Regions from separate parts of the Mus musculus genome. Here region 2 is linked to region 1. Evidence: chromatin loops called from intact Hi-C (ENCODE). Cell type or tissue: left cerebral cortex. All regions are shown on one strand.

What was found. Hi-C counts contacts between places; a loop is a spot of excess contacts. Peaks named below come from ENCODE experiments on the same cell type or tissue, not always from the same donor. Only the 100,000 strongest peaks of a DNase experiment are listed, where the experiment ranks them.
Region 2: it touches region 1 in a loop (3-fold over the local background); 3 of 42 quality-filtered maps call a loop at or near these places.

The regions. Positions count from the first base shown.
Region 1 is chr6:40,388,865-40,396,864 of GRCm38, reverse strand. Agk (acylglycerol kinase) reads right to left here. Exons shown (of 16, transcript NM_023538.2): 14 at 4,142-4,212; 15 at 2,167-2,251; 16 at 103-1,140. The coding sequence ends at 1,003. Among named protein-coding and RNA genes, the nearest start is that of Dennd11, 43 kb to the left of the region's middle. In left cerebral cortex, CTCF peaks have their summits at 3,411 (motif pointing right) and 5,691 (motif pointing right); DNase peaks (open chromatin) are centred at 3,451 and 5,711; H3K27ac peaks cover 361 bases.
Region 2 is chr6:39,589,445-39,597,444 of GRCm38, reverse strand. Ndufb2 (NADH:ubiquinone oxidoreductase subunit B2) reads right to left here and starts at 4,880. Exons shown (of 4, transcript NM_001358797.1): 1 at 4,733-4,880; 2 at 850-994. The coding sequence starts at 4,830. In left cerebral cortex, no CTCF peak of the experiment used is centred here; DNase peaks (open chromatin) are centred at 995, 4,662 and 4,852; H3K4me3 peaks cover 1,864 bases; H3K27ac peaks cover 1,503 bases.

The sequences.
Region 1 (8,000 bases):
ATACCCAAGGGAGAAAAAAAATAATTTAAAAATTTCAAATAGTAAAACTCTAGTTTACTAGTTAATTTTTATAAATAAGGGGTGCATTTAGATTACACTGGATATGTTTAAAAGAATGATCAAACAGTTTTTATTTTTAAACAATATTTACACAATACTAGTAAGTACACTGACAAGTGTTTAACTTCCCATGGAAACAATAGATGTCAACACAAATATGTGATTTTAAAAAATATATATATATAATACATTTAAGTTTATGAAGTAGATTTAAAACACTTTCTCCCGGTATGGTTGATTCACCTGGGGAAGCAGTTTTTTAAAAATGAAGAACCCTAGCTTCCTGCCAGGTTGAGTTACAAAGTCAACCTGGGGGTAGGTCCCAGGTCAGTTAGTTTTCAACATGCGCCTCAGTTGTACACATGCAAACTAACAATGAGGAAGCACTAGTTTGTTTTAAAATAGCATTTTACAATACGTCTGCCATGGCTAAAGAGGGAACAACCTCACATTTGCTTTCCGGATGAGACCAACCAACCAAAGCAGAGAGCTCACAAAGGAGCAGCACCCATGAGAGAGCCCAGAAAGAGGGCGAGGCTCCCGGAGACAGCAGCTGCCTCCCCGGGGTGCCCCAGGACGGTCAGAGAACCGAAACAGGAACTTGGTCTACAGATTCCACTCTCCACTGTGGGACAATCACAAAACTCCAGCCCTTCCCAACTCAGGGAGTACAAGAACGTTCTAGACCCAGCCTGAGACAACCACTGTGTAAGAGGGATCAACTACCTCAACATAAGGAAAGCGAGGGTTAACAGGGTACTGACCACAAACAAGTGCATGACATGGTATGTGCTCTAGGAAGCAAACAGGAGGGCTGGGGGTACTTGCCATGAAAATTCCCTTGGGATCCTGTGACCCTCTGGGGACAGAAGCACACACATCCCCCATGTGGTCCCACTGGTGGCTTGCAGTGCAGCCTGGGAGTGCCCGCCACGCTGTCGCTCACTGGGATGTGCTCGGCAGCATTTGCTCTCTCTTCCTCGGATCACAGAAGAACCGCAGCTTTCTGGGCAGTAGTTTGACCTCCACCGGCATGGCTTCGTACTCCTCGCTGTCAATGCTGAAGGAGCCCTCAGTTCCCTAGAGAGAGGCGAGTACTGAGCACAACTGGGACCTTACTGGATGAGGAAGCGTCTGCAGAGGACTCAGCCTAACAAAAACCTCTCAGTCCTGACTGGTTCTGGAAGCATCAACTCTCTAGTCCACAGAGAGGGGTTTTCCTTTGAAACCTTCTATCTCAAGAAACACTTTGGAGCTTGAATAATATTAGAATTTTAAAACATTTATCAGAAGGCAAGAGCATTTACATATTATAGATACATGAAATTGTCAAAGAACATAATCAGGATATCCACTATGGAAAAAATAAATTGATTATAGGGCCAGAGACAATAAGTCTCCTTAGCAAAAGCAGCTGATACTCCTGAGAGGTACTTTGTGTCCACTGATTCATTTTCATTATTCCCTGAGACTCAGGGTCTTCAGACTTGGATGTGCCAACACTAGTATCATTAGACCCTGTGCAGTCCTGCCATAGCTCATTCAATTCAGCATTTGCTCCATGAAATTATGTTGGCCACACATGTCAACACCTTGCATTTGCCTACAGTTTCAATGCAGTACAGCAACAGCATGGCCATAACTCTTTAGAGGCCTGAGTAAATCTGACCTGGGGCCGCAGCAGTCAAGTTACCTTCAATTCAAGTACCGCCACTTCTTTATTCCTATTTACAAAAGTTGTTATTCTAAGAATGGTACTCTATAGCATACTTTACAGGAAAGATAAAACCCGATACCCACCAAATGGAAGATTCTTCAGATAATACTATCATAAACATCTTCTGCATTCCTGGCATGAAGAAGCAAAGGTTAGGGACCTAAGGATCACTTCGAGGGAGAACCTTGGCCTAGAGACGCTAAGCCTCAGAGGCCTGCTCCAAATCAGTAGCATGGAAGCGTTTGCCTTTCTTTTCTGGTCTCCTTTAACTCAGACCTGATAACGAGTTGTTAAACAGAAGGGACCTAAATGGTAGGCGTTAATATGGAAAGAGGAAGAAAATGGAGAAAAAGACAAATCAACTCAAAACAGCTTGTGGTCCATCTTACCTCAGGAAGAACCAGAGTACAGTGGCTGGCTTGGAGGCACTCGGTGCCAGCTGCACGCAGGCCAGGGTCTCTCACCTTCTTACTTCTATTAGTATAAGAAAAAGCAAGGTTGGAATCTTTGATGGCAACTGCAATAGACCTCAGAAAAGCCCACCGATGAGGGCAAGAAAGGCAGAGTGCGGAGACCAGGGCTCAGTGAACAAGTCTCCCTGGGATTCTAACCAGTGTTGGGGTACATTCTACGAGACTGACTGACTTGCTGTGGAGTGAGAACTGCATAAAGCTGCCATGAAGTTTCTCTCAATTTTCTTAATTTTAAAATGGTTCTACATCTATCTATCTAGTTGTGCATCTCAAATGTAAAAATTAAGATGTAATTCAGTCATTTGAGGAAAGCATCAAAGTTCTGTTCCTTGGTCCTTGTGATCCTTTATGAAGGGCAATTTATTCTGCTTTAGGGTAGATAATGCTTTTACCCTTATAAATAGTCTTAGCTATTTTCTCATCACTCTCCATAGATAACAGCCTCCTTAGCACACTTACCTTTGCTAAGTAGCCTTGGAGTAAAGCAATCAGACACAAACATGCGAGACCTCAACACACATGTACTCCATTTAGTTAATTATGGTAAATACAAAAAGAGAGAAAAGGATAGAGGGAGAAGTTTAAATCCAGCCTGAGCTACTTGGGGAGTTAAAGGCAAGCATGGGCTATAAGAGACTTTGTCTCAAAAAAAAATCTTTTGTTATTTTGAAGTAGCAATTTTTTCATGTATGAATTTGTCATCAGAGTTTCAGAACCAGCTTCATCAGGTTTCATTGAGATATTTAGTGGATGCATGCATTGCACAAATTTACTTCTCTTAAGGACCAAAGGGAAACTTGCTTAAAGAATGCTGAACATAATACCATTTAATTAATTGATACAGTGGGTTTTTTTGGTTTGGGTGTCAGTTTTATAAAGGAGATTTGAATATGGCTGCTCCCATTAGCTAGACGCACTTAAGATACTGTGCGATTTATGCACACTGTGGAAGGGACAGGCTTTTTTTCCTTCTTCCTTTTCCCATACAGCGAGAGTAATCAAAGGCTGCAGAAGGGACCATTCAGTATCTGAAGAATTTGTATCAAAGGCGAGAACAACACAGACTAATGAAAAGTGTGCTGCAGCCAATGCTGGAATAGATAATGATGCAGCCATGGAGACACAGTTGCTGCAGGAGCAATGTCCAATCCCTAAATTGGGCACAAGAGGGAGCACCAGGACAAAGCAAAGGAGGCTGAGCAGATTACGGGTTGGCATGGGAACGAACATACAGCTCCTTAGATACTTTGAGGATGTCTGGAGAGTTTACAGAATACTCAGCCAATGAAATTCCAGCCAAGGCAGGAGTTAACAAATCAGGCAGGACTTGGAAGAGTCTACTGTATTAGAAAAGGGGAAGCCTAGGAAATGTCCAAGTAGATATTCAGTGTCCTTTCAAGTTTGTCCTTGATGTTCTGGGAATGGGAAAACAAGGTGAATAGCATGCGCAGTAAAAGTCGCCGGGAAGTGCTACTCAATGTCAAAAGCCTCCTTGAGACTGACAAGTAGTCCTCAGGTAGTAGACATGATGATAACCTTCCATTTTACAGATGAGAAAGGACTCAGACAAGTCAACTGCCTTAGAGTTCCAGAGCCAGTGAGGAGGCAATCAAGCTCCCTGAGACTATAGATAGTCCTTAGCACGGCCTGAAACACCGAATTCTTTCATTTCAATGGAAAGGCAGACTGTTAACGTTCTGTTCTTCCCAAAATGAGCAGAGAGGGCAAAAGTACACATGCCAGCTCCATTCTAAAAAAGAAGGCCAGAATTCCCAGACAGACAAGGCCGTTGGCAGGTCTCCATCTTAGACAGACAGCACACTCTGGATAGAAAGGTTTGAGGACACCAGTTCCTTGATGAAGCCCCATTTCCTACAGACCAGGCACTTACCCTATGATTATGAAATCTCCTTTGCTGACAGTGTCAGGTTCAATGCAAATGTTCATAAAATCCTCTTTGCTCTAGAAAGATTAAGAATGGGAATGTTAAGACTTGGAAATTGGGCTAATGAAGCTGTCGCCCACAGGTGTCTGGGTTCTCTAAAATGTTCTAAATGCAACTGGAGCAGACAATAGCAACCTACTTATTTCCCAATAACGGTTGCAAAACTTGATGGTTCTATCCATACAAAGCTCTGAAAGCCTGATGCAGAAGAAAGTGCTATGAAAAGAGTCATGAATCCTGTCCCCCTCCTCAGTTTCCTGCTAGTCATTAGCAAGCAGCACCAGCCTAGCCTTCAGTTAAGCAATCCCAACACTTCTGTATGGCCTTCTTGGGGAAGTTCACAACTTGTAGGCCCAGGAGAGCATACACAAGCCTCTGTGAGCCACTGCCTGAGTTTCAAAGGTACCACTAAAGCACAGCTGTATCTCTCAACTAGGAATTACAAAACACATTGTTCTGACATAATGACCGCTCAGAATCTACATTTCACATTTCATCCAACTACCTACTAAGAGTCAGCCACATTTCATCAGCCCTCAGAATATTTGGGTTAACACAGAAGGAATTTTGCCCACAAAGAACTTACATTTCACTGAAGGGAATGCACAGAAAAATGAAGCAGTATATTACTGAATGTACAGAAACCGGGTATACTAGAAGTACATCAGACTATATTACAAAGTGTCATAAACAGACAAGGAGTCTGAGATTGCACTGGTGGTAGTACAATTTTTAAAAAGGATTTATTTCTATTTACTTTATGCGAAGTATGTTTTGCCTGCATGTATGTCCATGCAGCACAGGTATCCATGGAGGTCAGAGTTAGATGGCTGTGAGCTTCTGGGTGAAGACCTGGGTCCTCTGGAAGAGTAAGAATGCTCGTATGCTATGCAGCCATCTCTGCAGCCCCAATGACTAATATTTTAAAGAGAGACCAGGTGAGAAGGTGACTGATCAAAAGAAGCCCAGGAGGTCAGAAAGGAAGGAACACACTTATCAGGGGAAGCAGTTTTCACTGTTTAACAGGTATCCCTGGAGGGTTGATTAACATCAGGATTCTGTCTGTATTTGTTGATTAAAAGTTAATTTAAAAAACAGTACCTGCTATCATTCTCAGAGTTAGCTCAGTAGGACTGTTGTAAAGCTAAGAATTTTTATTTCAAACCATTTCCTGGTAATCTGATGTTGCCAATCTAAAGATCATACTTTAAAAAACACTATTTCTAGGGACAAGCCAAACATACAAAGGGAACTTTAGGTAGGGTTGTCCCTGAAATGTACAGACTGAGTGGTAGGGGAAAGAAAAATGGATGACTATAGTGGGGAAGAGTGCATCTGTATGGGTAGGGCTCTGGAGACCACTTTAAGGAAGGTGTCTTTTAGGTTGAGTGAAATGGAGAGGCAGTGGAAGGCTCTAAGGAGGGAAATGTTCTGGCTTGTTTGTAATAGGGTCACTGCCTGCTGTGCTAAGAATTGAGACAGGTCTAACTGCAGAGGGAGGCAGTGAGCCAGGACAAGACATTACAGAGAAATGAGAAGGAGCAGTGAAGGCTCAGTAGATGCCAGGATGGCATTGGAAGAGGTGAGGAAGAGGCTGAAAACTAACTAGTGACTAGTTCTAATGCCCAGGAGATAAGGGAAAGGAAACGGGCATGTTTAAACTTGCAGTGGGCAGCAAAGCCATGCTCCAGTGAGAATGGACATCAACATGTATTTTCTTTTAAGAACCAGAGAGAATTATGTGAAGTTTCTCTGATGGCCATTAGATTCTGCTGGGTGCTATAATATGGTAGCATGTTTGTGTTCCACTAAAGTCCACAGAAAATTGAATTCTGTGTGATTCTAACTTATTAAAATAACATCCTAGCTTGAAGGCAGCTGGCCAGTTGGGTCTATGGTTATCCTCTGCTGACAGCTTTCCTCAGCTTTGTTTAGAGGCACGGCTAGGTTACCTGGAAATGTCGAGTCTGTGGATTAGCCTCCAGATTTTGGTAGAGGAAATATAAGCCTGGAATCAGACTAATTTTGTCCATATGGAGAAAATGCTTTTTAAAGTATCAACACCCCAGGCCTGACAACAATTTTCGCCTTTATCTTGTGGGAACACACGTTTGGTCCTGTGATGTGAGTAAATTTCCCAGGACTGAGCCTGTTTCTTGGGAGGAGTTCTTTCTTCAACTCAGATAGTTTCTCACATACACATATCAGTGAAGATACAGACAAAGCCAACCGATCTCCGTGGATCTTGTCAATTCCTGGCTCACTCCGAGGCAGTTTTCTTTTATTTTGCTCTGAATTCTTATTGCCCAGATGCCCCTGAATTCTCAAAGATGCCTTCCCAGAAGAGACCATGGACTCCTGGTAAGTCCATGTCTATGCTGTGGCCTCTCAAGCAGGAAGCTAGGACAGGAACAAGGCCAACCTTATCTGAGTGCCTTCTCTCTGGGACCACTGTCATATACTACTTATTTCTTGCCCATAGTAACTTCACAGATTTTGTTCAGTGTTTAAGATATGAAGGTAAAGTAATTGCTTGCTCTATATCTTGGCCAATAGTCTCACATGCATTCAAAGACCAGCTCATATTGGCAGATTCAGTGAGAATCCTATTGCCTTAATGGATGATGAAAAGATACTTGATAGAATTTAATGTCTAAGATATTTAGTTAATAAACTCTTGGCAAACCTAGCAAAGTTTTTCTTATGAGAAACTTCCTCATCTAATAAAATGTATCCCCAAAATCTATCAAATTTAAAAACAAAGCAATGGCCCCCATTAGCATTACTCCTGGCTGGCACTTTTTGCTGTTGATAATAGCAAAACCTATAACAAACCTAAAATAACTCACAGGCAAACATAATTAATAAGAATTTAACTAAGATGCGGATTCAGCATCAACACACACACATACACACACACACACACAAACACACACAATTACATGTCTGTCTCTTCAGTCAGAGAAATGAAGTTTTAAGAGATTATACTGATAATAGTATCAAAAGTAAGATAACCATGAGTATACCTAGCAATAGACAAATACTAGAGAGAAAATCATAAAACACCTTGAGAGATATTGAAGCCCTCAGTAAAGGAAGGGATACATCACGTTGATATGCCACAGGGTCAATACTATAGAAATGCCATTTTTCCTCAAGTTGTATGTGTACAGTGCAACCGTATAAAACTTCTATGAGGAACCTAATAAACACCCTCAAGTATTTATAGAAAGCATGGGGCTGATGGGACGGCTCAGGAGTGTTTGTTGCTGCTCTCGAGGAGCTGAGTTCAGTTTCTAGCACACAATGATCTGTCCATCTCTAGGGGAAAGAGTCAATAAACTGATCTGATTAATTGGCTACTCGAATAAGTAAATAAAATTGGAGCCTTTACCTGTGCTATTCACAAAACTCAATTATAGGTGGCAAGTTTTTTAAAAATAACAATGGAAGTAACTATCTCATGAAAATCATTTAAAATCACTCAGCAATATATGATGAGCATCTTGCCACATTAGTAAATATAAAGATTATATATTACTTTAAACTAAAGCATTAATAGTTATTTACTCAATCTATTTAATATACTGTGCTACTAAAGAATAAACATGCTTATTTAAGAGACATTAAATTTCTGAAATTCCACAATCCTAAAGCTGTTTTCTTATTATGGAGATATTATTTTAATGATAAGTAAATATTTAACTATTACATGACAGCTACAGTATGTGACTATTTTACTGTATCTGCTCTGGCAGAGTGGTGAAGGAAAGAGAACTGACTAGAGATAAGAAGCAGTGTCACA
Region 2 (8,000 bases), 800 kb after region 1:
TCCTAGATTCATAAACTTCAATTTTGAAATTTCATCTTTTTTGGCTTCTTTTAGTGCTGGGGATTGGACCCCAGGAGACTCATTGCCCAGCAACCAACCTCAATGTCTTGGCCAGGCAGTGGCGGCACTCGACTTTAATCCCAGCAGTCGGCAGGCAGAGGTAGGCAGATTTCTGAGTTCGAGGCCAGCCTGGTCTACAAAGTGAGTTCCAGGACAGCCAGGGCTACACAAAGAAACCCTGTCTCAAAGAAAAAAACAAAAGATTTCAATGTCTTAAGGATGTAATTTCCTAGAAAACACGAGTCTATATAAATGTGACAAGCAATAGAATAACAGAAAGTGACCAATAACTCCCTTTCTCAAGACGGATTATCTTTTATCTAGTACACCCAAATCTAGTTGCTCTGGGCCTCTGGATGTTAAGCATTTTAAAAGAACTTAATGCTGGCTGTGGTGGTGCCTGCCTAGTGCTTAGAAGGCAGGGAGTTAAGGGACAGTCCTACCTACCTATATGGAAAGTGAGCACAACCTGGGCTACGTATTACCCCAAAAAAGTTTTGACCCACAAATGAAGATAAGTGTAGCACACCAATCCTAGAATTACTTTTAATCCCCCCCTCCTCACATGGCTACCTAATGGACACCACAAATCACGGATCCCCACAATGTACATCAACATATAAACAGGTCCAAAAGTGACAAGTCTCACTAGGTAATATGACAATATGGTGGTAAAGGAATATATCTGGACAGAAAAAAAAAAAAAATCTCCAAACACAAGCTAAGCTATCTATGCATCTCCCCTCTCCTGCTCTCAAATTGGGACTAGAACTGTTCTCCTGTACTTACCAGCACAGCATCCGAGTCATGCCAAAATCGCCAAAGAATCCAGAACCACATGAGTGAGCTTAAGAACTCACCCTGGATCACCTGGGACCGGGTAAGCTGGGGAAACTCCCTGTACCGGGGCTGAATATGTACACCACCGCCAGCGCTGGAAGACAAAGCAATCCGGGAAACGGCTTCTTACTCCACTCAGAGAAATCAGCTCAGCTTTCTGTAGCATCCTTAAAACTGAAGCTAGCACATCTCATCATAAAATACAGATTGGCAGGCTCCCACTTCCTTTACACAATGGCTTGTCATTTAGCTTGCTTTAAACTTGGGGAGCAGGAAAAGTAGCTGAATTGACCAGAGGCCAATGTATGGTTTCATTTCGTAGATAGTCACCATTTTGCACCAGGAATATTAGTGATGGTTATGGGGTGCCACCCCAACAGTTTTGTATAAGGGACTGTGAGCCTGAAGTAGTAGGTAATTAACTTACCCTCCCCGAAAAAGAAAATCAAAGTTATTTTTGTTCTATGTACTTTCTCTATGTACTTGAGAGAATATAGATCCTGTGCCCTAGTGTAATCTTTCTCCAAAGACTGTCACACAGAAGCTAAGCCCTGGAGCACAGACCTGCAATCAGCATTTGGAGGGGAAAGGCAGGAGGCAGCTCAGCATCAGCTACACAGAGTTCAAGGTCAGCCTGGGCTGCTCGACCTTAGCCCAGGAGGTGGAAGAAAAAAGAAATTTTAAAGACTATCATATAGGAAAGTTAATGAGAAAATCTTTTTTAAAATTCTTATTCCTCTGAAAAAAAAGCAAAGAAGCTGCAACAATAAGCCTGACTAAAATCAGCTAGGTGTCATGCAGGCATTTGTTGGCAAGCTGGGGCATACACTCCATAAGGGCTACACTTTCAACTGGGACTGTGGTAAGTGTAAGTTGACTCTAATGTAAATGAGGTAATTTATACTTAATGTAGGTATTTCTATCACCTATTCAGCAGCAAACCATATGCTGATGCATATGAACCAGATATAAAAATCTTGAGTGTGCCTATATAAAATATGTTCTACATATTTTCAGTCCAGCATAGCAAAAAATGCACTAAAAGTTCCTGTAGAATTTTTAAGTAGCAATTTTCCTATGGTTCTTCCCCAACCTCTGCCTATCTTTTTGTCCTAGCAGAAGAGTGAGTCTCGCTCAGTCACTCTGGACTACATCCCCTTGAGATAGGATCTTCTTGACAGTGTCCTGCAGCACTGGGGTTATATGCAGATGGCAACTCCTGGCTCTCCCTCTGGGTGCTGGCATCCAAACTCAAGTTCTGCCCGCCCCGCCCCCCCACCCCACCCCCGTTCTTACCCACTGAACCAGCTCTTCAGCCCTGGTGGTTGTTGACCAGCTGGGACTGTTTCTATTATTCCCTCCCATTCTGAAAGATCGCTAGCTAGCTCTTCAGTATTCACCACGTGCACCGCGCTGGACTTTATGGCTGTTGTCTGAACTTTATAAGACACCTTTATGTGACAGATGCTGACTTACAGTTTTACAAATGTGATCATAAGCATTTTGATGACAAAGCCCAAGAATGTTGCCTACAAGCGAATAACATTAAATAATTTTGTTTTTATTTTCCATTTTATTAACTAAAGACCTAACTCTTGTGCTTGGGGTATAGCACGATGATATAGTACTTGCCTAACAGGGGTTTGGTCCCAAGTGACACACACACATATACACACACAGACACAAACCATAACCCTCCGTTGAAATTCCAACCAGCTAAAGTTGTCTTGGTGATAAAGATCTATTTTTGTGTAAGTGTTTGCCCAGCTGATAGCATGTCCAGTTGGAAGGCTCTGAATGAGATCTTAGTTATCGATGGTGTGAGAGGTGATTTTTAACGAGGCAACCTCGCCATGTGGCCCAGGCTGTCCTTGAATTCACTATTTAGCCCAAGTTGGCCAGGGACTCATCATCCTTCTGCCTCTGCCTCCTGCACGCTGAGATTAAAGGAATGCCATCACCATGCTCTAGTCCTTTATAGACAGGATCTCCCTGTGTAGGCCAGGCTGGCCTCAAACTCCTGGTCCTCTGACAAGGCCTCCCCACAGCATGTTCACCTGTTCCTTTTAGCCATTCTGTCAGCTGTCATTGCTTCACAACTTAAAGAACATAGCAGAGCCGCTTCTGTAATTCCCTTGTTTGCCAACTGTATTTAACAGTTATTACCCAAGATCTACCTGTGCAGCCAGACCATAGTGGCACACACCTTTAATCCCAGGACTCTGGAAGCAGAGGCAGGCAGATCTCTGCGAGTTTGAAGACAGCCTGATCTACAAAGTGAGCTCCAGGGTAGTCAGGGGTACACAGAGAAACCCTGTCCCCAAAAGGGGTGGGGGGAGGAAAGGAGGAAGGCAAAATCTCAATAAACACTTGTGTGTCATGCTTCAGCCAGACTAAGTGCACTGTGGCAATCTAGATACCCTGAGGGGTCTCCCAATTAAAATAAACATGATGCTAAAATGAAATAAATAAAAGGTCCTTTTTCAAGTATCAGTAACTGGGGGGCTGGTGAGATGGCTCAGTGGGTAAGAGCACCCGACTGCTCTTCCGAAGGTCCAGAGTTCAAATCCCAGCAACCACATGGTGGCTCACAACCATCCGTACACGAGATCTGACTCCCTCTTCTGAAGTGTCTGAAGACAGCTACAATGTACTTTCATATAATAAATAAATAAATCTTAAAAAAAAAAAAAAAAGTATCAGTAACTGAGCACAAATGCCTGGGAAGCCAGTACTGAAGCTGGCATTCACAGGGATCCCACTCTGACGACTCAGAGACCCAAGACAAGTGGTCTATCATTAGACTCCTGAATCAAGCTGTAGCCCCATAATGAAAGGGCGAAAAGTAATAATAAATCAACGAGAAGGAAACTGAAACTTAGTTACCAGAAGCCAAACTTCAGGTAAGTTTCCACCTGAACTATTGCTGGGTTGGACCTTTTGTGGCCCAAAAACCCAAACCAAGGGCTGGGAACTTAGATGAATAGTGGAACCCTTCTTCCCCCGTTGGAGGTAAGGGAAATCCAAGCTAAGTAGTGAAACTGGACGGGAAGCATCCCCAAAACGGTATGAAGATCTTAAAAGAAATCTCGGTGGACAAAACCTGCCAGGTTATATGCGAGCGAGAGAGAGACAGAGACAGAGAGACAGAGACAGACAGAGACTGAGAGACAGATCAATACAACAAAATAAAGCTATAAGTATTACAAATCTCGGGTGGAGAGAAGGCAAAATGAGTAAGACACAGCATCCAATCTAGGATTTAAAGTGCCAAATCTAAACACTGACTTGGGGGCGCACGCCTTTAATCCCAGCACTCCGAAAGCAGAGACAGGAGGATCACTAATGAGTTCCAGGTCAGTCGAGGCTACACAGTGAGGCTCAAAAAAAGTGCCAAATTTTAATCGTAAAAATGTACCTAATGGTGAAAAGAACAGACTATACTACCTTACTGACTCAAGGTCTCCGTGTCTGCCCTGCCTGGACCCGTCTTGTCTCTGAGCCCATCTCCACCCGTCTCCATGCGCTCGGGACCTCCACTAGCCAGCTGCTTGGAAGGCTCAGTCCGGGAGACTGTGCGGGACTGGATTCTTATCACTCGGGTCTTAGTTAACGCCTCTCTCCCGCAACCCTGCGCCATCCCTTCACCTCTAGCCCACCAAGCCGACTAAAAGGCCAGTCTCGGTCCAGGCAAAACTACAAGACCCAGCATGCCTCGGGCGGCAGCGGAGTTTCACGCACCCTCCCGGGCGACTGCTTCAAGGTGACAGCGTCCGGATGGCAGCGCTGCCTGTTCAAGCCGGCCGAACCCTCGCCCCCGCCCGACACTCACTGACGGACTCCACTGTCTCCAGCCGCCCGCGCGCGGCAGCCCCGGAGCAGGCGGCCTCCGACGCGGCCGAAAGGTACCAGACGGGTGAGCGCAGACATACTAGCAAGACTGCAGTTCCCACCCCTGATGCGTCACTTCCCCGAGTCCCGGCCCGTGACGTCACTGCGTCGCACTGCGTCTCTACCCGGGCTGATGGTAGGCCACAGGGGACAAGTTCAAGCCATTGGCGGACCTTAGAGGCTCCAGGTTAACGGGCAGATAGGTCGTCCTTCAGGAGGAGCCCTGGCTGCCTCGTGGCACAGCCTGGCAAGGTGCTCTTGGCTGACCTTACTGCTGCTCCCTGCTTTGGCTCATATAGACGGTGCTTTCATGCATGTTCTTGCCACTGTGGGCCCTTGTTAAAGGCCTAAGCCCTTTCTGAACCACGCAATGTTTATTTTATAACATCGCAATGTTTATTTTATAGCATCGTTGTTTCAGCATTGTTCTGAATGACTAATCAGCCAGGGTGTTAAATTTCAGAACCTGGACTGGTGGCACGGGAATCACCTGAGGAACCCAACCCGGCACACTCGGAATAAGTCGGCCAGGAACATGGGGGAAAGTTCCTAACGCCTCGAGCCTTAGCCAATTCGAGGTTTTTTGGCATTTCCTCTTGTTATTAATGTAATAAGCAAGCAGAAAAATAAGGACATGAGGGCAGTCCAGTTAAGATGCAACACCAAGATGGCAACAAATCGAGACCTGACTTCAGCCGTAGAAATGTACTCGCAGTGGGAGCTGTAACACAAATAGATGCACGTAGACGCGCAGATGCGCTCAGTCTCCGGCCATTAGTGGGGAGGGAATATGAATTTTCAAGCTCATCCTCATAAAACAAGACATACATATCTGTTCCGAGTTACTAGGTCTATAGGATAGCCTACTGTCATCTTTCCAGAAAAACTAATTTTTTCACTCACTTCAGATTTCCTTCAAGAAACAAAGGCTCCACTGGCTATTAAAATAGTCCGCCTTCCTCGGCCTGCTTTTTTCTCTCAGTATTGCCTCTGTTGAAATCTGGATAGACTCCAAACCTAAGACTACTCCTAACCCCAAGAGGTTGTGAGAAACGGACTTTTTTCTATAAACAGTAGCTAGCACACCAACAGTCAATACTCTAATAATCTCCACCTTGTAAAATTATTCAAGTATTTTAATCATCTGGAAAACCTGTTTACACAAAGGCCTTCCATTCTGACGACAAGAGCTATGGACCCCTTCCTTCCCTCCTTCCTTTGCATCTATTAGGAACTATCCAACCATGGCAGAGTCTGAGGTCGCACTCTACCAATAGGATGAGACACAGTCATCACCTGTATTAGAATAACAACTGAACTTCCCGCCCTAGTGTGCTTGCAAGGCCACTGTAAGTTATGGCACATTTTACCAAAAGAAAAATTAATAATAATAATAATAATATGTTGCTTTGCAGGATTACTTTCGCTATGATCTAGTGGGTAGGGGTGTGTGTGATACCAAGAATATTGATTCCAACAAGGTCTTCCCTGGTACATTATGGTTTGGGTTGGTTGATTTGAAGAACATGCAGTTTTAGGTTATAACATTAGTGTACCAACATCACATATTAGAAATTTGCTATGATGTTTCATATTCAAGAGTCAAGTACTCATCAAGGCCAGACTTGAATTTAGTGACTTGGAAGCATCAAATATGACTGATAATTTGCCTTCTGTGCCCATATGTGGGCCTCTTTGCCCTTTTATGTAACAGGAAACCTGTCCTAGGAGTCAAACCCAAGGGAGACCTTGAGTGTTGTTATGTGTGGGCTCACATGTACCATGGCATAAATGTGGTGATCAGAGCACAGTCAATCAAGAGATTATTCTCTTCTTCTGCCATCTGAGATCCAGGCTTCCATTATTTTATTTGTGTGTGTGTGTGTGTGTGTGTGTTGCCACTGCATCCACGCAGTCAGAGGAAATCTGCAGGAATTGGTTCTCCTTTGTCATGCAGGTCCCATGAACTCAGACCAGAAGGTGTGGCCGAACACACCTCTATTCTTGGAACCTGCTAAGCTACTTCACTGGCTTTACTAAATAGGAATCTTTTTCTTTAGCTCCTCAAAGCTTTTAAAGACAATAGCCCCTCCATTTTCTAAACCTGACTCCATCCCACCAACTTTTGGCTCCCAAATACTGACTTTTGACTGGCAAACTGTGTCTGCTAAATACAAGCCTTGGGTTAAACCTGAACCTGTAGAATTCTATGGATGGAAGTTGACTTTCCAGTTTATAGTCAATGGCATGGTTTTCTCTGAGCTACTGTCCACCACTCTTTTTAACAACTCGTACAAACCACTAAGAGAGACAGATCGTGAATGGAAAGCTCACGTCTCAAACTACATAGCTGTCTAGCTCCAGGCAAGACCACAGAACAAACACAGCTTATATTTCTAAGAGGCCATAAAGGACCCGTGAGATGTTCCATGTGTAAACAGGTTGGCCATGCATACCTAATAACCTGGGTTGTTACAGGATATTTGAACCTATTTCTAGTTGTGGTGTGGATCAGCCCTTAGGACACACATTTAATCCTTCTGGTTGGAATATAGACACACCCTTAGTACTCGCTTTTAATCCCAAACAATGAAGGTAAAGTTAGCTTGTAGAAGGAAGCACCCATGTTTGAAAGTGATGTCTAGCCGGGCATGGTGGCACACGCCTTTAGTCCCAGCACTCGGGAGGCAGGCAGATTTCTGAGTTCGAGGCCAGCCTGGTCTACAAAGTGAGTTCCAGGACAGCCAGGTCTATACAGAGAAACCCTGTCTTGAAAAACCAAAAAAAAAAAAAAAAAAGAAAAAAAAAGTGATGTCTAATTGAGTGGCAGACAAAGTGATGAATCACAGAAAGATTTGACAGAATAGAGGATGACCAACTCTCACAAGAGAGAGGGAAGGGGAGCTACTGAAGGGAGAGGCAGTGCAGGAATACAGGAGAGTTGAGAGAGTAGAGCAGCACAGAGAGGGAAGAGGCAGTTTACTGGGAGACTTTTACAGAGACAGATTAAAGAGAGAACAAGCTAAATACAGGTAAAGACAGAACGAGCAAGAGAATGAGAAGGAACCAGAAGATTAGGAACGATTGCTAGAGTTAGTTTGAGGCAAAGCAATGCAATTCAGAGGCCGAGAGAAAAGCCAGGTTGAGTAAATCAGCTTGGAGAGGAGTTTGAGCCAGACAGCTGAGTTGATCCAGCCAGCCAGAGTTGA